Regions from separate parts of the Homo sapiens genome. Here regions 2, 3 and 4 are each linked to region 1. A link is a contact called in ENCODE Hi-C or POLR2A ChIA-PET data. All regions are on one chromosome and are shown on one strand. Each heading gives the region's core, a stretch centred on a gene start or an enhancer-like site at or near the end of the contact. The rest is flanking DNA. Distances are from core to core; before and after follow the strand shown.

Region 1 (6,257 bases), core at 398-2,897:
AATAATCAGTTCTTTAAAAAAAAAAAAAAAAGACTCACAAATAACAAAAAATAAAAATAGGCTCGCCTCACAGAGCACGCTGCCCCTTCCCAGTGGACCTGCTACCTGGAGGTCTCAGACAGGAAACCACGGATTGGAGAACTTCTGGCCCCATTTATTGTATGGGCGCCTATTTTTGTCCTGAGGGAGGAAGCACTTGGGGGTGGGGAGGTGGCTGGGGAGGGAAAGGGGCTCTCGTTTGTAAGACCCCCTCCTTGATGGCTGCTACAGCGTCTTGGGCCAGCAGGGATGGGGAAGGCCACTACAAACCTGTCTGATTAAAAAAGAAGAAAAAAATATTTCTCTTTCAAAGCTGTCTGTAGAGGCTTTTCTCTTTTTTTCTTTCCATTTTTATTGCCTTCAGCAGTAGAGAGAAAAACAGAGATACCCACTTTCTTGTTCTTGCTTATTAAGGAAATGACATTCACCCCTAACTTGCTGTACGTGACTACCGTCTCCTGGAATTAGAAAATGTTTTTCCAGCACCTCTTCCTCCTCATCGTCCCTCCTTAGAAAGAGGTACCAGAGGAGTCAGGCTGCCTGGATTCCAATCCCCCTTCTCCCAGCTGTGTGATTTGAGGCAAGGTATTTGAGCTCAGTTCTCCAATCTGTGAAATAATAATAGAATAAACATTTCCCAGGGTATTTGTGAGACTTCAGAGATAGTATATGCAGCCCGCAGCTCAGACAGCACTCAAGTCATGGTAGCCTCTGTGGTGGAGGCACAAGTTCTGGACTAAGATGCTGGGTGGGAGTCCCTCTGGGGCAGGAGCAAGTCACTCAACCCATATTTAATGAGCCCCTAGATGTGCCCCAGGGGAACGTACACTCCACTGGGAGAATACAGACGCAAAAGAAATAAAGCAAACATGCGACAGGCGCTGCAGGGAAGAATCGAGTGACGATTCTTGAGTGATGAGGAGGCATATGGAGTGTTCACAAGCCCTTACTGAGAAGGTTACATCCGACCAAAGACATCGGTCTGTAAAGTGAGGTCAATAACAGTACGTGCTCCATGGGACAACGTGAGGGTAAGATTAGAAAAAGCAAGGACCTTCTCAGTTCCTGGAACACGGAAAGCACTCTGTGAATGTTCGCTAGTGTTACTGTTGGTGCATTACGCTCCTTGTTGAATTCTCACTAAGGGGACATTAGGAGAATACCATGTCCCCGTCTATGGGACAGGTACCAGCCCCTGCACTTAAACTCAGTCCATAATGGCTATAAGACAATGCCTGGGACACAGAGAGATGCCTGATCCGTAATGTTGGCCTGGGTGAATAAGGTCAGACCTCACCTCCGTGGGACCACGGGTGACATGGAGCAACAGTCGCCGGTGCACAGGGCCTGGGGAGGCGAGGTGGGGCATGGTTTTCAGGACTCTGCTCCTGGGTGTCTCGGGGCACTTTACTAATCCTCACGCCTGTGAGTTAGCATGTCCTAGAAGTTTCCAGAAGACTTGGCAACAGCTAACACAGCCCTAGGGAACAATAAAGTTACTCCTTCTCATCTGGAGGTCTGGGAACCCGGCTACAGAGGCTTCAACCCCAGTGTGGGGCAGCCCCAGCCGCGGCCCCGGCCTCCCGCCCAGGACCCCCATTACTAAATAGCAGCAGCGCCACCTGCTGGGGCTGCCAGGCCATTCCTTATCGGCCACCATTTTCACTCCTCCAGGAGTGAGGGACACCTGAGTGTCATTTCATGGAGCCATGATTTTCATTTTGAAAGCTCATTTGTCCCTCGGATTCTTTAGAGAGGTAGTGGGGAGGATCTCTCTGTTATCATCCAGGGCCAAGCAGAAGAACGAGGAAGGAACTGTCCCTTCCTTTAGCCATCTCCCGTGTGAAGGCTGGACTTGGACACAGGCTCAGGAGGCCAGAAAGCCACTTTCCGTCCCCTGAGCCTTCTGGGGACCCTCAATGGGGAATGCTTTGGGCACATCCCTAAGGCCAGAAATCCCACTTGACCGGGTGGCGTCCACTGTTGTGTGGGCACTAAGCCCCTTTCACAGCAAAGGGCTCCTGAGTCACACGCTCTGGACAAGGCCAGCAATGTGGGGGCAGGGGAGCCGGCCCTGCTAGGTCTGAGCCATCTAATGATTAACGGCCAACAGACACAGAATTTGGTTTCAAAATTTCCTAAGAGAAAGGCAAAACGAGAAGTCAGTGGGTTATGTAGTTCCTACTGTCAGACCAAAGACAGCAGACATAATGTTTGTCTGGGAGAATTCAAGGATAATGACCAAAATACGTCCTGATAGAAAGCCCTGGGCAGGACACTGGATAATTCAACAAACAACGTCTTTCAATGGGGTATTGTATATGACACAAAAGCACCAGGCCACTGTGTGATATAAGGAGGTGGCATTTCCGCAGGGCGCCGAGGGCCCTGTGCCCGGGAACCTGAGGAAATCTAATGCTCACCTAGGGGCCATCTAGGGCACAGGGACAACATGCCCGTTAGACCGTCTTTCTCACACTGGTCGCGCCGACTTCACACACATGGAGAAATTGCTCCCCAAGTCACACCTCAGAGTAAAGGGGTCCTGGGGGAGGGGGTGCCGGGGGGTGGTCTCAGACCAGAGATGAGGTGAAGGATATGCAATTCGGATTTCATCCCTTGCCTTCACATGGAACTTGGTCAAGTTAACTTGGAACTTAGTCAAGTTAATTCAGAACTTAGTAAATTAACTCGGCTTAGACTATGGATTACAGATTATGCGGCTCCATCTCCCCACTTAGCCAGCCCCCATCCTTCCAAGGGCGGAAGCCAACACTTTGTAACTCCCCCAGCCCCACCCCAGTGGGTGTTCCCCTGCAGCCCCGTGCTGCTGCCCTCCTGGAAGCAGTGTGTTCCCAGGGGTCCCAGGGAGGGGCGGGCCCTCTGGAGGAGTGTCATGCCTTGGCCTAGCAGGGGACATGTGGCCCAACAGGAGCTTCCCTACACCTTAGTGTGGCTGCCTCTTGCACCTCGCCATCCTCCCACTTGCTGCAGGGAGGAAGGGCCTGGGCATTGAGTGGGGTCATTTTCAGGACAGTGTGCATGTGCAGCGCTGACCAGGAGGCATGGCCGGTGAAGACGCCTTTGGCTGCTGGCGCTGGGACCAGGGGACTTCCCACAGCAAGCACCAGGCTGGAGCCTGCAGAGTGGTGCGCTGGTGCCCTCTAGTGGGAGCACACCACCATACAGCCACCGATCCTGGCGAGGCCTCCACTCCAGCAGTCCTCAACACTGGGGCCACACTCAGAGCAGGACTGTTAATGATGGGCCTGGGCTGCCCACAACACTGACAGAGTGGTAGCCTGGCCAACCCCTCCACTCCTGTGATAGAGATGCCAAAAATGCTACCAGGACACCAGCCTTGTGGATGGAATTTGGGGGTCCCCTAGAACTGCAGTCTGAGCCCAAGTGTGTGTCTCAGTGTCTGCCTGCCCTATGGCTTCAACACTGAGAACCATGATTGAACCCTGAATCCATGGCCCTGTACTCAGAGCCTTCTGCTGCCCCCCATCTCCCACCCACTCCACCCCCGCCGACCCCCCACCACCCCATCAGTGTTCTTAGAGAGCAATGTCAGTCTCAACTGGCCTGAGGCTGCCATTGTATGGCATGTCATGCCTCGGTGTGGATGCCATAAAACCTGGCTATTGGCTAGCTCCTATCCCAGCGTACCTGCTCCTTTCCCTCCAGCCACCAGTGTGGGAAGGAAGACCTTGGGGACAGTTAACACCACCAACAGACCCTTTACTTAACTAGCTCACTAAATGCCTTTTCAGAGTGCAGAACTATTCCTGGCAGCAGGGGTTCACAGAGGTATAGGGTGAGCCCTGGACACAGACACCTACTGTCTACCCTGTTGCCCCACATCCTTGTGGGGGCTCCAAGAGCCTGAGTCCAGCAGCTCCAGAGATGAAGTTCCTGAGGTCAGCACTGCAGTGAGACTCACCCCTGGATTCATTGCCAGTTGTGGAAACACAGCCAGATGGAGTCACCAGGAATAGGGGCCTTGGCTTTGGCTGGAGAGGAGCTTGGCCAGACGCCTAGGTGTCAGCATCTGACCCCCAGTGGAGGCATCACCTCCTAAAACCACTCATTGTGGCATGCGCTCTGTGTGTAACCCACTGAGAGATAAGCTAGGGCTCCCAGGAGATCAACAGGCATTCAGTGTGGGGGCCCATGGCGCCCTCTGCTTTGTACTCAGCCACACATTCACGCCCCAGACTGCAGGAGCTGCAGCAGCACAGGGGAGGAAGGTGGGGTGTACTGGGAGAGGACCCAGACTTTGCCCTTCAGGGACTGTGACCTGGGCAAGGCACCAGCACTTGCTCGGGCATTTGCAGCTTTGAATGCATGTGGTAATCTGTGCATGTCTCATTTCCTCTACTAGGCTGTGCCTCTCGTGGGGAACTGTATCTTATGTGATCAATTCTCTCTCTCTAAAAGGCTAGGGCAGAGCACTTGTCCATGAAGATGAGTTAAGTGAGCAAGTGAAGGAAAGAGGAAGATTTGGCAGAGGCACTTGAGGCTTACAGAACAGCCATGTGCTCCCCTTCTTCCCGCTCCCCTGCAGAAGTGTCAGCCCTTGCAGTTGGGGCGGGGGCATGTGACTAGTTCTGTCCAATGGGCTCTGAGTGGAGCTGATATTTCTGGGCCAAAGCATTTAAGACATACAGCAGGGGTGTCCAATCTTTTGGCTTCCCTGGGCCACACCGAAACAACTGTCTTGGGCCACACATAAAATACACTAATGATAGCTGATGAGCTAAAACAAAAAATTGTAAAATACCTCATAATGTTTTAAGAAAGTTTAAAAATTTGTTTTGGGCCATATTCAAAGCCATCCTGGGCCACAGGTTGGCCAAGCTTGACCTAGAACACGACCCTCCAGCTCTCTTTGCCTGTGCCAGGGCCACTTGGATACCATGGATTGAGATGGCAGGGCCACAGAACGCAATCCACCTGGACCCTGGAGTCCCCAAGGAGCTACCCTGGAGACCAGCTGGACCCTCAGCAGAATTTCAGAAAGTTAGAAATAAAATTCTGTGTGTGATTCCACTGAGATGTGGGGTTTGTTTAGTATTATGCCATGGCCTATAGTGTCCTAATACAGGAGACGATGGAAAAATCCTGTTTTCTTTAACAACAACAACAACAAATGTGTCTCAGAAATCACACCGAGAAGAGCATAACCAGGTTCATGCTGAATTTCTGCTGGGAAGTGGTGGGAGAAACTCAGAGACAGAGGGACGACTGAGTGTCAAGACAGACACAAATCCTGCCTTTCTTGTACACTCTAGACAACACAACAGCACATCTAGAAAGGAGGTTCTTCAGCAGCACTCACTCTAGAGCACCTGGTGCTGGGGTTATGAGGCTGAAGGAAATGGCCCAGCCCTCAGGCAGCCCAGAGTCCAGGAAGGGAGTCTGGCAGTTATGTAAGCAGGTGCGACGTGGTGGGAGCCATGCCACAGAGATGGGGGCAGGGGCTCTGGGGAAATGGCAGGTGGATGCTGGACTCCATCCTGTGCATCTGAGAGGGATCAGGGGAGGTATCCTGAGCCAGAAAAAGGACAGGCAGAGAAGGGCTGAGTGAGATTTTAGGCAGAGGGAACCGCCTGCTGGTGAGAAAGCAAGGAGAGATGGAAGATCAGAACAGATCAGGGGAGGGACTGACAGGGCCACAGGATGGCAGGGGGAGCCCAGGACAGAGGCTGGGCAAGGGTGCTGAGAACATCACAAAGCCTCCTGCCTGCTAAGGAGTCCGAACAGGGACAGAAGGGGCCGGAGATGGGGGTCTGGGCCTCTGTGGGTTGAGAACATGCTGGGGACACAGCTGGTAGGATCTTTATGCCCCTCTTCTTCTGGGGTGCAGAAGTGGAGGGCAGGTAGGCAATGGGCTTGAGGCCAACCTCCCTTTGTCACCCTCTTTCCTTCTTGCCTCCAGGTAGGGAGGGGAGGCCAGCCCTGATTTTTGTCTAAGAAAGTCTCTAGGAAGCCCGCTTATCTATGTACAGGCTCAAGACTCCCATAGGAGGGCTGGAGGTCCTCAGGCTAGAGGTGGGCTTTCCCTCCCATTTGGGGGCCTTCAGCTGGATGCACAATATCTCCTAGGTGAATCTGGAAGTAGGAGGATGTTTTTGGTGGTCACTATGCCTGCCCCTCTCCAGTGACGGCCATTCAGTGGCAGAGGCCAGGAGTCCTAAATATCCCACATTGCA
Region 2 (6,013 bases), core at 728-3,227, 190 kb before region 1:
GGACCCGGCATCTCCCCCAGATCTCTTCTGAGCCTCCGACCAGGCGCCTCAAGCTGAGGGCATCCCTTGACCAGGAATATTTTCCTCGGCTCAGTCTGTCCAGACCGTTCCCTCCCTAACTAAGGGATAGTCCAGAGTTCTGGAAGGAAGGGCCTTCGTGAGGGGAGGCCAGCTGTGCCTGCCCACTGAGGACCTTCAGCCCGTTCTCTGCCATTGCAGACCCCGTGCCGGCCCCACTCCCAGGGGCAGGCGAAGGCTTGGCCACTGAGACACCTGTGTTTCTGGCTCTAGGACGTGGCACCCTCACAGCTAGGCCTCCCAGCTCTCCCTGCACAGAGGCCACCCAGCCTGGGAGGCTTGCAAAGTGCAGCACAAATTCACACACCCCACATCACACACACCCACACACAGCACACACACATACACCACACGCATACCACACTAATTCTCCATTCTCACACCATGTACACACAACGCAACCCTCTCCAACCACACATACCCCGCTCCCTGCGTGCGTGCGTATATACCACATCCCCCACCCCCACACAACACACAACACAACCCTCTCCAACCACACATACCCCGCTCCCTGCACGTGTGCGTATATACCACATCCCGCACCCCACACAACACACAACGCAACCCTCTCCAACCACACATACCCCGCTCCCTGCATGTGTGCGTATATACCACATCCCGCACCCCACACAACACACAACGCAACCCTCTCCAACCACACATACCCCGCTCCCTGCACGTGTGCGTATATACCACATCCCCCACCCCCACACAACACACAACGCAACCCTCTCCAACCACACATACCCCACTCCCTGCATGTGTGCGTATATACTACATCCCGCACCCCACACAACACACAACGCAACCCTCTCCAACCACACATACCTCGCTCCCTGCGTGTGTGCGTATATACCACATCCCGCACCCCACACAACACACAACGCAACCCTCTCCAACCACACATACCCCGCTCCCTGCGTGTGTGCGTATATACCACATCCCGCACCCCCACACAACACAGTCACACTCCACACCCAGAGAGTCTCACATGCAGCGCCCAGGTTGTGTCCTACACAAGGGTGCCCAGCTGTGGGTCTGAGGCAGCTCCCAGGGTTCTGGGGCAGGGCTGGGCACCTGGAGGAAGGGCACCTCCTAACTGGCACGAAGGTGCCCTCCGCACTGGCTAAGACTCTGGCACCCATGACCACAGAGCACTCCCCACCCACCTCCAGGCCTCTCTAGACAGTGAGACATCAGGCCCCTGAGGACCCCCAGCCCTCCCCACTGGAAGGCCCTGCCCGTGCCCCACCCTGTATTCCTCCCTGGCCCTGAGTGCCCTGCCTCGAGTATGTGGCTCCAGGCACAGCTGGCTCTTCCCTCCCCAAGCCCCTCAGTCCCTTAGTACCTGGACCATTCCCTTCATCCCCCACATGCTTATGGGGCACCTGCTGGGGCCAGGCCCTGGCTTAGTGCTGGGGAGACAGAGGGGACGAAGTCACGCTCATCCTCAGCAGGCATCTGCCATCTACACACCAATGGCCATGCCCAGGGAGCAGGACTGTGGCAGAACATCCCTGGCAGCTGTGGGAGCCCCGAGGGGTGATCTGTAACCCTGACTAGGGAGCAGTCAGGGAGAGCTTCCTGAAAGAGGTGGCAGTAGACAGAGGCACGTGCTTTCTAACTTCTGTGACTCACTGCATGCTGAGCTCTGCCCCTTCTCACCAGAAAGGGAGGCCATGGTGTGGATCAGAGACAGCCCATCTGCAGACCTGTGATCAGGAACAGTGAACCTCTGTGTTGCAGTTCCTGAGATTTGGGGCTTGTTAGTCACACAGTGACATGGCAGTAGCTAGGCAACACGGACCCTGAGCCCCCTTTCCAATCTGGCGACACACCTCATGAGTTACAGTCCCTCCCCACCTGCTCAGCCTCAGCACTTCTCCTTTTCCTCTAAGCTGCACCCGGCTGAGCCTTGCCCTGGCTGAACAGGACTGCACTGATGACGCGCCTGGGCCATGAGCCTCCCTCCCACCCATTTTGTTTGCCTTTGAGATGCCTTTGTGTCGTATGTTCTGCTGGGTCAGCAGGAGATTCAAGAGCCCTGACCTGAGCTCCCTGCACATTTCTGGGAACTGGAGGTGATGGAGTGGGCCGGGTGCCTTGTGTCTGATGTGTAGGTGGCATGATGTCAGGAATGGGGCAGAAAAAGGCTTCCAGGCTCCCGAGACACATTGAGTCCCATTGAGCATAGATGGCTATTAGGGACTTGTCTCTAGCACAGGGAGAAGGAGGCTGTGGCCCCTCTGAGAGGCCTTCTTTCAGTTCAGCTCCTAAGGATGGTCTTCCGGAAGCTCTCTGCATGATCTTTCACTTACCCAAGAAACATCAACATTTGCCCCCGAATGACACAGAATCACACTGGTGGTTAGGCTGACACAGCGTTTACACGGATTTGAAACTCTGTAGGTGTGACTGCTGGCTGCAGAAACTCCACTGAGTGCTGAAACATTCTAAGCCACAAAAAGTAAGATTTTAGAGTGTGCAGAATTGCAAGGGTCTGTGTATGCATACAAGTGTTGTTAAAATTGGCTTCTCACCTGCTTTAATCACACTTTTGTTATTTGGGGGAAATGCTATAGAATAAGTCTCTTTTCACCTTGCTAGCCTGTCTTGGTTCCCACTGGAAGTTTTCTTCTTTTGGCCTAGGTGGGTATTTGGGTTTCACCTGATTTGTTCTGGGAAGGGAGGGGAATGGTGGTCCTTCCTCTCTGGGGCTGGAAAGTGAAGCTTCGTCAAGCCCTGAATGGTCCCCATTGGAAGGCCTGGGCCAGGTGTTGGCTCTCTGTAGCACAGCAGATGCCACAGGCAGGGACCCTGCACCAGGACCTACCCAGAGTTGGGCTAGGCCTATGAGAGGTTGTCTGTTGTCTGGAAATTCCAGCTCCCAGGAGACTGACCATGCCAAGGTGGTTAAGGCATTGTCTCCTTTGCTTATTTCCTTATAGCACCCCCAGCACAAGGTGGGACCCAAGTAGGGGTTCACTTGAAAGACGTGGGCACAGGTGATGAGACTAGGAGACAGAGCATCACCCTTGAACCATCTCTGCTTCAGGTCAGCTGTGGGATCCTGGCCATATTATTATTATTATTATTATTATTATTATTATTATTATTATTATTATTATTATTTGAGATTAAGTCTCGCTCTGTCACCCAGGGTGGAGTGCAATGGCACGGTCTTGGCTCACTGCAATCTCTGCCTCCTGGGTTTAAGCGATTCTCCTGTCTCAGCCTCTCGAGTAGCTGGGATTACAGGCTGCGCCACCATGCCCGGCTAATTTTTTTGTATTTTTGTAGAGATGGGGTTTCACCATGTTGGCCAGGCTGGTCTTGAACTACTGACCTCAAGTGATCCACCCACCTTGGCCTCCCAAAGTGTTGGGATTACAGGCGTGAGCCACCATGCCTGGCCTCCTGGCCATATTATTTATTATTTTTTTTTAGAGACAGGTCTTGCTCTGTCACCCAGCCTGGAGTGCAGTGGTGCGACCACAGCTCACTGCAGCCTTGATTTCCTGGGCTCGAGTGATCCTCCTGCCTCAGCCCCCTGAGTAGCTGGGACTACAGGTGTGTGCCATCACGACCAGCTAGTTAAAAATATATATATTTTTTTGTAGAGATGGGGTCTTGTCATGTTGCTCAGGCTGGTCTCAAACTCCTGGGCTCAAGTGATCCTCCTGCCTCAGCTTCACGACGTGCTGGGATTACAGGCTTGAGCCACTGTGCCTGGCCTGGCCATATTGTAAGACTTAATCTGTCACCTGGGACTGATTCCACCCATGGAATGGATGCCCCCATGGGTTGCAGGAGACTCAGGACTCTGCCTGGGAGCCAGGGGATGCCCAGTGAATGGGGAGGCTGAAGATGGAGACCAGTTAGAATTATGGGACACTGAGCAGGAAGCACAGACCTGCACTCCACAGGCCTGGATCAGGGGACTCAGGCACAAAGGTGGCCTGGGTCCTCAGCCTGGTCCCCATACCCACCCACCAGTCCCATCTTAGGACTAAGAAGGCAGCAATTCGAGGCCTGGTCTTTGTGCCTACAGGTCCCATGACATGGGATTGTTACTCTGCTTCTGTGAGCCTGTCTCCCTTCTTTACAATGGTGTCAAAAACATGTCACCTGGCAGCGCTGTCGTAAGGATCGAACATAGTCATATATTTAAAGACTATAAAGCCCCATTCAAACCTATGGGATGGCTCTGTAAGCCTCAGTTTCCCCAGATTTGAAATGGATATAAGCATTGTATTTACTTCTTTCACGGGGCTCTGGTGAGACCGTAACCAGATAATGTGTGCTAAAGGGCTGCAGAGGGGAGAAAGTGCTGTGTGATGAATCGGGCTCTCAGGGGCCAGCCTCCTTAGCGCGGCAAACACAGCTGCTCTGGCTGGCGCTTGGAGCTGTCTGGCTGGCAGCCAGTCCAGGGCAGAGGCAGCTACTGCATCTGCTTCCAGCACGGGCCAACTGCTTCCTTGGAAGACTGCTTTTGAACCACTCCCCCTCCCCAGCCCTGAGTCACCCAGAGATCAGGTGGGCAGCAGAGAAAGGTGGGACTCCCAGCTCAGATGACACTCAGGTAGGGCCAATACACCTGTTAGGCATATACAAAGGGTGCTGCTATGGATGGCATGTTTTTGTGTCCCCTAAATGCATATGTTGAAATCCTAATCCCCAATATGATGGTATTAGGAGGTGCCTTTGGGAGGTGAGGAGGTCAGAGGGATGGAGCCCTTATCAATGGGGTTAGTGCCCTTATAAGGGAGACCCCAGCAAAGTCTCTTACTCTCTTTCTGCCATGAAGATCCAATAAATTAGCCACTGGGAAGTAGGCCCTCACCAGACCATGACTATGCTGGCACCCTGATTTGGGACATCCAACTTCTAGTATTTTAAGAAATAAATGTCTGTTGTTCATAAGCCACCAAGTCTATGGTACTTTGTTACAGATGCCTGAATGGACTAAGACAGGAGCCCACAAAATGTTTTTTAGGGGCCCACAAAGTGTTTTAATTTTTTTAAAATCAGGGGTAAAAAAATGAACTTCTAGGTGGGAGAAAATGTTTTAATAAAAATAATATATTTGTCTCTATTACCAATGTAGTCATAATATTTCCATTTTTTTTTTAAATGGAAGAAGGGGCCTATGAAGGCAAAAGTACCTAAGGCCCATAGGAGTGAGAATGCAGCCCGAGTCCATGGTATGGATTCTGTTCCACATTCAAGCAACTTGCCAGAGCCCCTGCCCCATGTTGCAGATGTGCCAGCCAGTGTTGTTTCAGCCAAGATGGCAGACCCTGAGATTGCAAAAGAGCACAGCAGCATGGCCTGCTGTCCCCAGACAATAATTCTGCACTACTTATGACAGCTCTCCATGGCCATCATCGTACTGTGTTCCAGGAGTGATGGATGGCGGCTCTCAACCATCTTTTCTCTTGCACCCATCCAAGGCATAGCACACATGTACCAGTAAGAAGAGGGGCTCCCCAAGGCCCAAATTCTGAAAATATTGGTGTGTATGTGTGTGCTGTTTTAGTATGTAGTTTGAAAATGTTCCCAGGCAATTCGGGTATTGACCCTGATGCTTGATATGTCCCCCTATCAGGGTCCCCCTCACTGGCCTGGGGGAAACTGGGATCCAGCAACACACACTGCACATATGATAATGGGTCCTTTTATAGAACGGCACCAAATTCTGCACCATCGCTCCTTCTGCCCACTCCACTGAAATCTCCTGATCTGAGGTATTTCATCATGGTCCTAGTTTCCACCAATGAAGCGGGAAGCCCACGTGGCCTGCCCGCAGCCTGCCGAGTCCCGGGGGCAGCTGGCTGCTCCTTTTGTCTGGCTGGTGTGACTGGCTGGCTCCCTGGGGCGCTGCAGGGATGAGGAGTCTGAAGGACCCACTCACTTTCTGGGCTCACCCTCGCCT
Region 3 (6,738 bases), core at 3,094-5,593, 240 kb before region 1:
AATTACCTTACCAGAATCACCCCGGCCCCCAGGCTGCCTGTGGGAAGACTGTGTAGGGAAGCGGGGCGGGGCCTGCAGGGGAGGGATGAGGGCGGAGCAGGGCGCCCTGCAGGCTCCAGATGCTTCTGTGGAAGGAGGGGAGAGAGGGGGCACCCCTGGGGATGGGGGTGCCGGCAGAGAAGGGGAGAAGGGGGACGCATCTATTTGAGACACATAATCTTCTGTCTGGGCTGGAGGAAGCTTTGTTAAGGTAGCCCGGGTTAATACCGGTCTGCATGTTGTGATTTGGCATTTTGACATGAATTCACCCTTTGTGTACAGGGCTGCTGCTGACACACTGAGACTGTTTTCCTATTAGGAATATAGATGTTTTTGTCCCAAGCCACCCTCATTTTTATTTTTACCAGATAGGTTCCTCATGACCACGGCACTGATTTGAGAGCTGGGTGACAGGCACCCAGAGACCATCGCATAGGTGGTCCCAGAGTCTAGACACCTGGGTTCTAGCTCTGGCTGTGTCATCCCCTGGTACTCCAGCAGCAGGCTTTCTGGGTCCTGGTTTTCTCATCAGGATGACAAGGGGCTGGAGGAGCTGGCCTTCAAGGTTCCATCCAGTTGAAAGATCTGTAACTCCAGGACGTTGCTGAGGCTTTTTGAGGCCCTAAAAGCAGACTACCCAAGCTATTAAGGGTCCCTTTGCATCTGTGCTCTGCAGAGAAGAGGCTTTGTTGGCCAGGTGGGCACAGATGCTGGTGTACTGGACTCCTGATGGGCAGGGGCCTGGAGAGAAGCAGCACCCAGCGCTTCCTATGCTTAAAGAAAGGCAGGGTCCTGGTCAAAGGGCTGTAAGAGCCTGGGCAAGTCCAGGACTAGCCTCACCGCCTCCTTCTTTCTGTCTCGTCCTGAGAGATGAGCTGGTGACTGGGTGCAGTGGGGGGGCGGGTGTCTTCATTCTAGGAGTCACCAATGCCTGTCCCCACTAACCCTCTCTGCCAATGTGTTTTCTAGATTCCCAACTTCTTCTGGAGCCTGGGGATCGGTCACACTGGTGCGTGGTGGCATACTGGGAGGAGAAGACGAGAGTGGGGAGGCTCTACTGTGTCCAGGAGCCCTCTCTGGATATCTTCTATGATCTACCTCAGGGGAATGGCTTTTGCCTCGGACAGCTCAATTCGGACAACAAGAGTCAGCTGGTGCAGAAGGTGCGGAGCAAAATCGGCTGCGGCATCCAGCTGACGCGGGAGGTGGATGGTGTGTGGGTGTACAACCGCAGCAGTTACCCCATCTTCATCAAGTCCGCCACACTGGACAACCCGGACTCCAGGACGCTGTTGGTACACAAGGTGTTCCCCGGTTTCTCCATCAAGGCTTTCGACTACGAGAAGGCGTACAGCCTGCAGCGGCCCAATGACCACGAGTTTATGCAGCAGCCGTGGACGGGCTTTACCGTGCAGATCAGCTTTGTGAAGGGCTGGGGCCAGTGCTACACCCGCCAGTTCATCAGCAGCTGCCCGTGCTGGCTAGAGGTCATCTTCAACAGCCGGTAGCCGCGTGCGGAGGGGACAGAGCGTGAGCTGAGCAGGCCACACTTCAAACTACTTTGCTGCTAATATTTTCCTCCTGAGTGCTTGCTTTTCATGCAAACTCTTTGGTCGTTTTTTTTTTGTTTGTTGGTTGGTTTTCTTCTTCTCGTCCTCGTTTGTGTTCTGTTTTGTTTCGCTCTTTGAGAAATAGCTTATGAAAAGAATTGTTGGGGGTTTTTTTGGAAGAAGGGGCAGGTATGATCGGCAGGACACCCTGATAGGAAGAGGGGAAGCAGAAATCCAAGCACCACCAAACACAGTGTATGAAGGGGGGCGGTCATCATTTCACTTGTCAGGAGTGTGTGTGAGTGTGAGTGTGCGGCTGTGTGTGCACGCGTGTGCAGGAGCGGCAGATGGGGAGACAACGTGCTCTTTGTTTTGTGTCTCTTATGGATGTCCCCAGCAGAGAGGTTTGCAGTCCCAAGCGGTGTCTCTCCTGCCCCTTGGACACGCTCAGTGGGGCAGAGGCAGTACCTGGGCAAGCTGGCGGCTGGGGTCCCAGCAGCTGCCAGGAGCACGGCTCTGTCCCCAGCCTGGGAAAGCCCCTGCCCCTCCTCTCCCTCATCAAGGACACGGGCCTGTCCACAGGCTTCTGAGCAGCGAGCCTGCTAGTGGCCGAACCAGAACCAATTATTTTCATCCTTGTCTTATTCCCTTCCTGCCAGCCCCTGCCATTGTAGCGTCTTTCTTTTTTGGCCATCTGCTCCTGGATCTCCCTGAGATGGGCTTCCCAAGGGCTGCCGGGGCAGCCCCCTCACAGTATTGCTCACCCAGTGCCCTCTCCCCTCAGCCTCTCCCCTGCCTGCCCTGGTGACATCAGGTTTTTCCCGGACTTAGAAAACCAGCTCAGCACTGCCTGCTCCCATCCTGTGTGTTAAGCTCTGCTATTAGGCCAGCAAGCGGGGATGTCCCTGGGAGGGACATGCTTAGCAGTCCCCTTCCCTCCAAGAAGGATTTGGTCCGTCATAACCCAAGGTACCATCCTAGGCTGACACCTAACTCTTCTTTCATTTCTTCTACAACTCATACACTCGTATGATACTTCGACACTGTTCTTAGCTCAATGAGCATGTTTAGACTTTAACATAAGCTATTTTTCTAACTACAAAGGTTTAAATGAACAAGAGAAGCATTCTCATTGGAAATTTAGCATTGTAGTGCTTTGAGAGAGAAAGGACTCCTGAAAAAAAACCTGAGATTTATTAAAGAAAAAAATGTATTTTATGTTATATATAAATATATTATTACTTGTAAATATAAAGACGTTTTATAAGCATCATTATTTATGTATTGTGCAATGTGTATAAACAAGAAAAATAAAGAAAAGATGCACTTTGCTTTAATATAAATGCAAATAACAAATGCCAAATTAAAAAAGATAAACACAAGATTGGTGTTTTTTTCTATGGGTGTTATCACCTAGCTGAATGTTTTTCTAAAGGAGTTTATGTTCCATTAAACGATTTTTAAAATGTACACTTGATTTCATGTTGTCCTCCAACTCCTTTTTCTTCTGCTGCTTGGAGGGAGTGGGGAGGAGTGAGTATTCATCCAAATTCAGTTGAGTTGGCGTCTTCCCAGCCCAGTGCTTGGAGGATGGGAGACGTGGGCCACAAAAGAGACATCTAGAACAGCCCTGGTCTTCAAGAGTGCTGGAAAGACCTGCAGCCACCCAGACATCCCTCCTTCTTGTGTCTTGAATTTGTAATGGGAGACAACCTACAGGAGCTCTGTGGGTGATAATTCAAAGCTTGTAGAATTGAGGACAGGGAATTACATCTAGGGTAATGGGAAGGAGACAGGATTAGAGGATGGATGGATGGAGAAGTTTAGCCCCAAGAACCTGGGTCCATCTGGTTCTTGCCAACTCCTCACTTGGTATTAAATCCTAAGCCTACTGTACCCCTGCTAGACTGGATTCCAGGAGAAGTTTCCTGGGGGCTGAGACCCTGGAAGGGTGATGAAGGTGGGGGTTGAATGTCAGTGGTGTTCAGAGGGACTAGGCCACCTCCTGGCGCCCTCCCAAATACTGTCCTGGGCCACAGAAGTCACAGAGTACAAGTTCCACTCTGCAATATCGTCCCTTGTCTGCTGGGACTTAAGTGACAGTTCACTAGTCCCCTTCCCCAGCCTAGCTCTGGTGGCACTTGCAGTCAAAATGCCTCTTCAGTGCTGTCTTTGCATCAGCCTGCCTTGGTTCGCTGCTGAACCGTGATCTGAGCCATGTTTTAGATTTGGGAAATCTTGCACAAGAGATGGTCTAAATTGGGTACCAAACAAACGGCTGTGCAGGTGTCTATGTAAGGGGTTTTGAACCTTATATCCAGGAAGGGGGTCCTTTTGAAGTGGGGGTTAAGATTTGAATATCATAAGCCTGTACAATTTCATGAAAGCTTTTTGGAAGGCCAATGTAGGACAGCCAACTTTCTATTTTGCCAAAAAATGACCAAAAGCGCTACAGCCTACTGGCGCCACCACTTCATTAAAGGGAATGACAGTACAATTGGTTAGCAAGAAATATTAATACATGTTGATTGCTGATTTATGCTCCAGGGCATTAATGCCAAGTGGTCATCCTGGCCAACTTGTTTACATGTGATAGGGAGCTTACTACCTCTAAAAGTAGCTTTTGCTTTTTTTTGTTTTTTTTGAGATGGAATCTCGCTTTGTCGCCCAGGCTAGAGTGCAGTGATCTCGGCTCACTGCAGCCTCTGCCTCCCGGGTTCAGGCAATTTTGCTGCCTCAGCCTCCTGAGTAACTGGGATTACAGGAACACACTACCACACCCGGCTAATTTTTTGTATTTTTAACAGAGATGGGGTTTCATCACGTTGGCCAGGCTGGTCTTGAACTCCTGACCTTAGGTGATCCACCCGCCTCGGCCTTTCCCAAAGTGTTGGGATTACAGGTGTGAGCCACCACGCCTGGTCGCTTTTTGCTTTTTATCATTGAACTGAAACTTGCTTACATCGTAGTTCTGTAACCCAGAATAAGTGCAAAATCTCATCTCTAGAAAACACCCAAGGAGGGTTCTAATTAACTCTAGGGTGGTAGCGGCGGAGGAGGGGCAGGGAGGGAAGGTGTTTCACTGGGGGCTGTCAAAGTTATTTTAGTTTGCTCTAAATTGCGTCGGCATGCCCGGAAGCTCTTTAATAATTGTAGCTACCATTTACTGAATGCTTCACTAGGTGCCAGGCATAATGTTCAGGCGTTTGAGGGAATTCTCATTTCATCTTCATTAGGACACGCTGCAAAAATGGAGGCTTTGAGAGGTGAAATGACTGGCTCAAGGTCACACAGTGAGATAGTAAGTGGTTAGGGAGATCAGGATCTGACTCCGGGCTGAGTGGTTCTTCCTGCTTGGTCCACGCCCTGTTGAGATGTTTATTTGGTAGGATCCTGTGTGGCTCCAGTCCCACAACTCCCTGAAATGGAGAGAAGGTGGGAGGGTGGTCCGCCACGTTTCCTCCTGACCACTTGCGCAAGGCCTCTGGATTTGGGAGGCAGAAGCTGTGGCTTCTGGAGGAAGGAGAGGCTGGAACAGGGGTGGAGGTGTGTGGGTTCTGGCAGCATGGCTGATTCCGGGTGGTGGGGAAAGAGGAGTGCTTAGGAGGAGTCTGGCATTTGCTGGTTTCTGACACTTCCCTCTTTTTGCCGGCAAGCCCGTCACCCACAGTCATCTCCTGAGCACCTTCAATGTGCCGCAGCGGGCACGGAGGTAACGTGGACCTGGACGGTGCCTGTGAGTGATGCTGGGGGACAAGACGCCACACCTGAGATGATCAGCAACAGAGCAGGCAGAAGAAAAGGCGAGGACCCAGGAGGAGGCCTGGTCTTGGGGCCACAGGTGCTTGCAGAGGAGGTGGGACTTTCAGCTCAGATGGCATTGAGATTAGCAGAGTAGGGGGAGAAGGTACCCCATTGGAAGGAAGTTTTCCTGCCTCTTGGTACTCCTTCCTTTCAGTTTGCCCCTTAAATTTCAGGGTATCTTATATAATTCGATCTCAGGCTCTGCTCAGGCTACACCCTCTCCCTGGATGACAGCATCACTCTGGTGGTTCTGTCTCCCTCAGACCTGTAGATGCCTCAGCTGTCCCAACCAGAAACCTGGATTCCCCATCCTTGCCCCTGTCCCCCATAATGAAAAAAAACAAATTCCCTCCATCCTGTTTCACCCGATCAATAATTATAAAATGCAAATATCTCTCTCAGAGTTCTGTTTTCTCTACCCCCACTAGCATGACTTATTTCAGGGCCTGTAAGTTTTCCCTGGGTCTCCCTTACCTCTGGTGAAAGTAGCCCTTCAGCATCCACCTCTGCCAACCTCTCCCCTGAGTCCCCAGCCCTCCACGCACAGAAACCTTTTGTTCCAGGCATGCAGGGGGATGCACTGTGCTGCAGGCCCGCCGTGCTCATGCGCTTCTGCAGCAAGTGCTTTGCAGCCACTTCAATTAGCTATCTCCTCCTTATCCTTTGGGATGTGATGCAGGCAACACTTCCTCCAAGAAGCCTCCTCCCTTTAAAAAATTTCTGTCTGGGCGGGCGCGGTGGCTCACGTCTGTAATCCCAGCACTTTGGGTGGCTGAGGCGGGCGGATCACCTGAGGTCAGGAGTTCGAGACCATCCTGGCCAACACGGTGAAACCCCCGTGTCTACTAAAAATACAAAATTAGCCTGGCATGGTGGTCGGCGTCTGTAATCCCAGCTACTTGGGAGGCTGAGGCAGGAGAATCACTTGAACCCGGGAGGCGGAGGTTGTGGTGAGCCAAGATTACGCAATTGCACTCCAGCCTGGGCGACAAGAGTGAAACTTTGTCTCAAAAAAAAAAAAAAATTTGTCCTGAAGAATGTTCAATAGTGTAAGATTCTCTCTTCTGCTGAACTATAAGCTCTTGGCACCCTGGGGTCTCAACTGGAGTCTCAGTTAGGATTCACTGCCCTGACAATTCCTGGTGTGGTACTCAGACAGGACTTGTCTCATGAACGAGGCATATTTGTGGGCTTAGCTTGGGCTGGGAATAATTGTCATCATCTTCATCATCAAGAGGCAACACTGAGTATGTCCTGACTCTGTGCTAGGCAGTGTTCTAAGCACTTTACACTGGGATTGTCCCATATGATCCTCACAGCCACTCTGCGAGTGGATACCATGATC
Region 4 (6,125 bases), core at 2,652-5,151, 140 kb before region 1:
GAAACTGTAAAACTACTAGAAGAAAACATAAAGAAAAAGCATCTTGACGTTGGTCTGGACACTTTTTTTTTTTTGGATATGACTCCAAAAGCACAGGCAACAAAAGCAAAAATAGACAAGTAGGATTGCATCAAACTAAAATGCTTCTGCACAGCAAAGGAAATAATCAGCAGAGAGAAAGACAAAGTATGGAACAGGAGAAAATATTTGCAAACCATACATCTGATAAAGAGTTAATGTCCAAAATATATAAGGAACTCCTAAAACTCAATGGCAAAAAACCTAATAACTCAATTTAAAACTAGTCTAAGAATTGGAATAGACCTTTCTCCAAAGAAGACATGGAAAATGGCCAGCAGGTATATGAAAAGATGCTCAATGTCATTAATCATCAGGGAAATGCAAATTAATTAAAGCCACAATGAGATATCACCTCATACCTGTTAGAATGGCTGTGAGCAAAAAAAACAAAAGACAAACTGGTAAGGATGGAGAGAAATTAGAACCCTTGTACACTGTTGGTAGAAATGCAAAATGGTGCATCTGCTGTGGAAAACAAAATGGAGGGTCCTCAAAAACTTAAAAATAGAGCTGCCATATGATCCAGCAATCCCGCTTCTGAGTATTTATCCAAAAGAGCTTGAATCAGGATTTTGAAGAGATATAGCACTCTCATGTTCATTGCAGCTCTATTCACAATAAGCCAAGACACGGAAACAACCCAAATGTCCATCAGCAGATAAATGGATAAAACAATGTGTGTGTGTGTGTGTGTGTGTGTGTGTGTGTGTTGGGGGTGGGGGTGGGGAGATGAAGAGTGGTTGGGTAATGGGTACAAACATACAGTTAGATGGAATCAGCTCTAATGTTTGATAGCACAGTAGGGTGACTATGGTTAACAACAATGCATTATATATTTCAAAATAGCTAGAAGAGAGGACTTGAAATGTCCCTAAGACATAGAAATGATAAATACTCGAGGTGATGGATATCCTAAATTCCCTGACCTGATCATTACACATTCTATGCATGTAACAAAATATCACATGTACCCCATAAATATGTACAAATATTAACCTCCAAGAAAAAAATTTTAAAGTGGTATATACATACGATGGAATACTATTCAGCCTTTACAAAGAAGGAAACTGCAATATACAACAACATGGATGAACTCTGATGACATTACTAAATGAAATAAGCCAGTCACAGAAGAACGAATACTGCATAATTCCATTTACATGAGGTATCTAAAATAGTCAAATTCAAAGAAGCAACGAATAGTGGTTGCCAGAGGCTAGGGGGAAGTGCAGATGGGGAGTCGCTAATCAATGGGTGAAAGTTTAAGTTATGCAAGATGCATATGTTCTGGAGATCTGCACAACATTATGGCTATGGATACAATACTGTACTTTATCCTTAGAAACCTGTGAAGAGGGTAGATCCATATTCAGTATCCTTACCACAGTAAAACTAAAAATAGAAATTCAAAAATATTTAAAAAATAAAAAGGAGCTTGCTAAGCAAATATGAGTTGTAAATAGCAGAGCAAGGAGACTCCTGCAGCTACAGATGACCAATAATCTTCTTCAATCACTTTGAAAACCACCTCGGCAGAAACTATTTGTTCTTAAACAAGAAAAGCACACATTGAAAATTCTTCTTTTTCATCTCTGGAAGAAGGATCTCTGATTGGCATGTTAGTTGGGGCAAAAATGGAATCAATTCCACCAAGATCTACTGGGATCCTACCATATAGGTGCTGAGTTATGCACCAAGAAAACAAACAGAGTAGCCCCTGCTCTGCCTGCAAGGCAGTGAAATGGGGTGGTCAGATCTGGATTCCAGGACTGATTCTACCGCTTGGTGGCTGTGTGGCCCTGAGCAAGTTGCCTGACCTCTCTGCTCTCCTCTGAAAAATGGGGATGATAATCTTCAAAGTGCTGTCTGAGTTAAAAGAGAAAAGAACACACGAGGCACTCGATTGAGATGGAGGCGTCCATGCAGTGAGATGTGCTGCTACCGTTACTGAACACTACTACAAGGCAACGTGAAGAGGCTGGGGTGAGGATGGAGCAGTAAGGACAGAGGACACTTCCAGGTCCCTTAGGAGGAAGCTGTTGGTGTGCTGAGGGGGTGCCACACAGAAAAGGTGACTTCAAACTGGGCCTAGGAAGAAGTGTCAGGGACAGGAAGACAGAGAGGCAGAGATGACTCCAAAGTTTCAAGCTTGAGTAACTTAAAGAATGGTTAATTTGATGAGGTCAGGGTGTGAAAGGATGTCCCCAGGGACTCCCAGAGAGCTGGGTGTCCTCCAGGCTGAGGCGCCTGGGGACTAAGCACATGCTTGAGCTAAAGGAGCGTGGGGACCGAGTAAGCTTGGACCTCAGAATGAAGGGGGCCTCTGTGAGCACAAGGACCCCCAGACGGGCTGGATGGTGAGGACTTTGCATCTATCCCTTGGGTTTGTCCTCACCCTCAGCAAGACCCTTCACTCAGAGATGGCCTGTGGGTTTGGGTTTTACTCAGAAGCAGCAAGGAAAGCACTGCAGGGGAGCCCCGGGGGTACAGACGCAGGGGATGGAGTGAGTGACTTGACAGCGGAAAGGCCGTGGCGTGGGTTCTGGGGCTGCTACCTGGCTGCAGGGAGGCAGGCAGCATGGGTGGGGGCCTGCATGAGAGCTGCACTGAGCAGGGGGTCTTGGGGTGCAGTTCTGACCACATCCTTTTGGAGGGTCCTGAGGTATGACCTGGGACAGGTGTAGTGGGCAGCTGGAAATGTGGGCCTGCGGGTGGTTCTGGGAGTTGGGGGGATCTCAGGGCAAAGTGGGTGCTGTGGATTTGGGGTCAGACATCTACATGGCCCCAGGGGGAAAGCCTAAGCTTTTCCAGCATGGAGGGGGCTGCAGCTGTGCCTTTGGCTCTGGAAACTTCCATAAGCCGGCTCAACCTGCTTTAGGGATGTAGGTCAAGCCTGGTTATGAGGCAGCAAATGGCTTGAAGAATTCAGGGGTCCCTACGGAGCTGCGAAAGGCAACAGGCTGTTCACAAGGATTGTTGAGATCCGTAGGGCACCCCTTTAAGTCCCCATCTTTTCTTTTGGCCCAGTTTTAGGGAAGCCAAGATTTCTCCTGGAAAGAGCCCTACCTGGAGTTCAGGAGCTCCAGACCAGCTCTGGCATGGACCAGCTGTTTGTCCCTGGGCAGGACACTCAGCCCAAGTAGCCCTTTAAGATTAGGCATGTGCTCAGCCCCTAGGCCCCATCAGCCTAGATGACAACTAGCTCTCTGCCAGACGCCGTGCCCCGGGCACTTCCTTCCATCCTCCGGCCTCGTTGTCCCTAGTGCACTTAGCTGTCTCTCCATGCCTTGCCACCCTCCCTGCACCTTGCAGAGAAAGCAGCATGAGCACCATTTACAGATGAGGAAGCCAAAGCTCAAAGCAGGTAAATGCTTCCCAACGTGGTGCAGTTGATGAACAACAGAGCCAGGATGTGAACCCTGCTGCAGCCCGGCCCTAGTTAGCTTGGTACATGGGGCTCTGCCCTCTTCTTTTACAAATTGGAGAAGACCATAGGTGATTTATTTATTCTTCAAGTTTACCATGAGCATTGGATGGGTCTGTGTTTGTCAAACTGGCCCGAAAATTTGAATGCATCCAACAAGTGTGCGTTAGGCGTGGCTCTTTGTTCTTGTCTGCACACATCTCCTGGCACCTCCGGATCTCACACTGGAATATTTGCACTACCTCAGGCGGTGTTAAAAGTGTCCCAGCAGCCAGGGCCGGCGCTCGGCTACAGCCTTGCCTCCCTCTCGGAGGAGCAGGTGACGACAACACCAGGAGGTGTCCAGATCACGCAGAGGGAACGTGTTGGGGCAATTCAGGTCACTGCCCTAGAACAGTGCTGCTCCCTGTCTCGAGGTGGGTTGTCCAGGGCACAGGGCAATGCAGGCAAGGATGGGAGGACCCAAGAGGCCACGCAGGCCCGCTCCTAGCCTCCATGTCATTCCAAAGGGTGCAAAAAGCAGAGCTGCCAGCCCTCCTGGAGCTGCATTCTGAGCTCAAGGCACTTTGAGAGTGAAACAAAGTCAGGAGAGGCCATTGTCTGAATCTGCGAAACAAATCTGATTTCAAGTGCATTTGTTAAGAAATGTGGTTTGGGTACATGGAGTGGCAGAGGCTCATGGGTTTACAAAACACCCGAGAGAGAACTGTGTGCTCTGTGCTTGTCTGGAATGAGCATGCTATTGTTCTATAAACGGATGCTTCAAAAACACTCATAAATACACTCCCTCCCTTCTCTTAAATTGCTCTATTATTGTCTTTCTTTCAAAACCATAAAGATGCCCCTTGACCCCACAGCTCTCCTTCCCTGCTGCCATTCACAGAAAAACTTCTCGAAAGACGTGTCCACACTCCTGTCCTCACCTCCGCTGACACCCAGGGCCCGTGACCTGCTTGTTGCCAAACCCAGGACACTTTTCTGTCCTGGTCCTTTGATTCTCAGGAGGCTGTTCCTCCTTGTGTCCTGGTAGCCCCTGCAGAGGCCTGCCGGTGGTGGGAGGGTACAACATGGGGGAGGCGTCCAGGTCCCAGTGAAGGGCTGCTGTGAGGGTTCTTACACGCCCCCTTCCTCTCCCTCTCCATCTATACTCTCTTCCTGCGTGGTTCCATTTGGTCCCCAGCTTTGAGCACCAGGTGCATATCGATACTTCCCAGAACCCTCTATCCCCTACCTCCATGCGTGACCTCTTCAGGATCTCTAGACCCTTCCACCCGGCCAACCTCCGGGCAGTTCCCTAGGGACAGCTAACAGGCGACTCAAACATAACTGACTCTTGCTTTTCATCCCCATTCTATTTCTCATCCAGTATCCTCCATCTCAGAAAATGGGGCCACCAGGCTGGTAAACGGGGAGCCCATGTCCCCTCCTCCCTTCCCTCCAACTCACATTACCGAGTCCTGCTGGCTCTAACTCAGAAATTCAACTAGAGCCTAAACGTGCTCTTCGCCCTCACTCCGAGGCTGTCTTCCAAGCCACCAACCTCTTGCTGCGCAGCCTAAGCAGCCCCACTCGGCTTCCAGCTTCCACTTTGCCCCCTTTCAATTCTCTCCCCTGACAGCAGCCAGAGGGGTGTAGAAAGTGAGTTATAATATCTGGCAGTGCAACCACCTGCTAAATTCCTGCTTCTCAAAAGTTCCTTGGTCATTCTTGTTTCTTTCTTTTTCAGATGAAATTTAGAAGAAAATATGTTTTCATAGAATAAATAATCCAGTGGCAAACCAGTCCAATCCAATTCCAAGATCGCTCATTGAGACAACACTTACCATAGGCCTCCCCTCTGCAGCCAGTGCTCCCGATTGGGAATGACTGGAGCCTCAGTTCACAACACCCCACGGGGGAAGGGGGTGCTGGTTCCCTTTATATAAACCCAACGAAGAAAGACCTGGCTTTGGGGAGCAGAAGTGACTGCTGTTGCACATCTCTTTGCTGAAGGATGGGCCCCCTTTTTTTTTTTTTGGAGACCGAGTCTCGCTCTGTCGCCCAGGCTGGAGTGCAGTGTGCGATCTCGGCTCACTGCAGTCTCCACCTCCCAGGTTCAAGCAATTCTCCTGCCTCAGCCTCCCGAGTAGCTGGGATTACAGGCACCCACCACCACGCCTGGTTAATTTTTGCATTTTTAGTAGAGATGGGGTTTCATCGTGTTTGCCAGGATGGTCTCGATCTCCTTACCTCAGGTGATCCACCTGCCTTGGCCTCCCAAAGTGCTGGGATTACAGGTGTGAGCCACCGTGCCTGGCCCGGATGGGTCCCTTTCTAAGTGAGCCTACCCTCACAGCTTTGTCCCAGTTATCTGAGACGCATTCCAGACCTGGTGCTGTCTGGCTGTGCAGGGGGCACAGGCGGCAGGTCTCTTACCTCCCTGAGGCAGGTGTAGATGGGGCACACGAGCACACGGAAGGGCTCGCCTGTGCTGCTGCGCATGGTGCCGAAGACCTCGCACAGGAAGGTGATGAAGCCCAGCCAGCGCTCCACGTCCTGCTGCTGCAGCTCCTCGCGCACCGTGAAGTCCTTCTGTGGAGGCATGAGAGACCGCGTCAGCCTCCCGGGGCTGGGGAGGGGC

Evidence for each region. A loop is a pair of places that touch in the nucleus more often than their neighbours do. ChIA-PET counts read pairs that join two places held with the same protein, here RNA polymerase II (POLR2A). Pooled maps may share reads with other maps.
Region 2: a map with no recorded cell type shows a loop between it and region 1 (4-fold over the local background). The contact joins two enhancer-like sites. A Hi-C loop is called at or near these places in 6 of 168 maps with a recorded cell type or tissue (chondrocyte, dorsolateral prefrontal cortex, head of caudate nucleus and 2 more), 3 of 37 single-sample maps with no recorded cell type and 9 of 50 pooled maps. POLR2A ChIA-PET finds 5 or more read pairs at or near these places in 1 of 52 experiments (H1).
Region 3: a map of chondrocyte shows a loop between it and region 1 (4-fold over the local background). The contact joins two enhancer-like sites. A Hi-C loop is called at or near these places in 14 of 168 maps with a recorded cell type or tissue (B cell, CD4-positive, alpha-beta T cell, CD8-positive, alpha-beta T cell and 10 more), 30 of 37 single-sample maps with no recorded cell type and 19 of 50 pooled maps. POLR2A ChIA-PET finds 5 or more read pairs at or near these places in 1 of 52 experiments (K562).
Region 4: a loop to region 1 is called in a map with no recorded cell type, with 6 times the contacts of the local background. The contact joins two enhancer-like sites. A Hi-C loop is called at or near these places in 6 of 168 maps with a recorded cell type or tissue (IMR-90, MCF 10A, chondrocyte and 2 more), 13 of 37 single-sample maps with no recorded cell type and 10 of 50 pooled maps. POLR2A ChIA-PET finds 5 or more read pairs at or near these places in 1 of 52 experiments (H1).

What each region holds. Positions count from the first base shown.
Region 1 is chr18:48,672,366-48,678,622 of GRCh38, reverse strand. All of the region lies in intron 6 of CTIF (cap binding complex dependent translation initiation factor), which reads right to left. LOC105372107 (a long non-coding RNA gene) reads left to right here. Exons shown (of 4, transcript XR_007066460.1): 4 at 4,947-5,098. Among named protein-coding and RNA genes, the nearest start is that of MIR4743, 4.9 kb to the right of the region's middle. RefSeq lists enhancers at 1,415-1,474, 1,495-1,564, 2,201-2,825, 3,299-3,478. Within about 2 kb of position 1,647, at least 8 of the 41 ENCODE cell types and tissues checked have a DNase peak (open chromatin) inside an H3K27ac peak, as active enhancers do.
Region 2 is chr18:48,865,020-48,871,032 of GRCh38, reverse strand. No RefSeq gene overlaps it. Among named protein-coding and RNA genes, the nearest start is that of CTIF-AS1, 26 kb to the right of the region's middle. RefSeq lists an enhancer at 2,235-2,344. Within about 2 kb of position 1,977, at least 8 of the 41 ENCODE cell types and tissues checked have a DNase peak (open chromatin) inside an H3K27ac peak, as active enhancers do.
Region 3 is chr18:48,916,181-48,922,918 of GRCh38, reverse strand. SMAD7 (SMAD family member 7) reads left to right here. Exons shown (of 4, transcript NM_005904.4): 4 at 1,009-3,066. The coding sequence ends at 1,547. Among named protein-coding and RNA genes, the nearest start is that of SMAD7, 31 kb to the left of the region's middle. Within about 2 kb of position 4,343, at least 4 of the 41 ENCODE cell types and tissues checked have a DNase peak (open chromatin) inside an H3K27ac peak, as active enhancers do.
Region 4 is chr18:48,817,172-48,823,296 of GRCh38, reverse strand. It overlaps CTIF (cap binding complex dependent translation initiation factor), which reads right to left. Exons shown (of 12, transcript NM_014772.3): 10 at 5,921-6,076. CTIF-AS1 (CTIF antisense RNA 1) reads left to right here. Exons shown (of 3, transcript XR_935449.3): 3 at 1-5,297. Among named protein-coding and RNA genes, the nearest start is that of CTIF-AS1, 22 kb to the left of the region's middle. RefSeq lists enhancers at 1,962-2,031, 2,132-2,381. Within about 2 kb of position 3,901, at least 4 of the 41 ENCODE cell types and tissues checked have a DNase peak (open chromatin) inside an H3K27ac peak, as active enhancers do.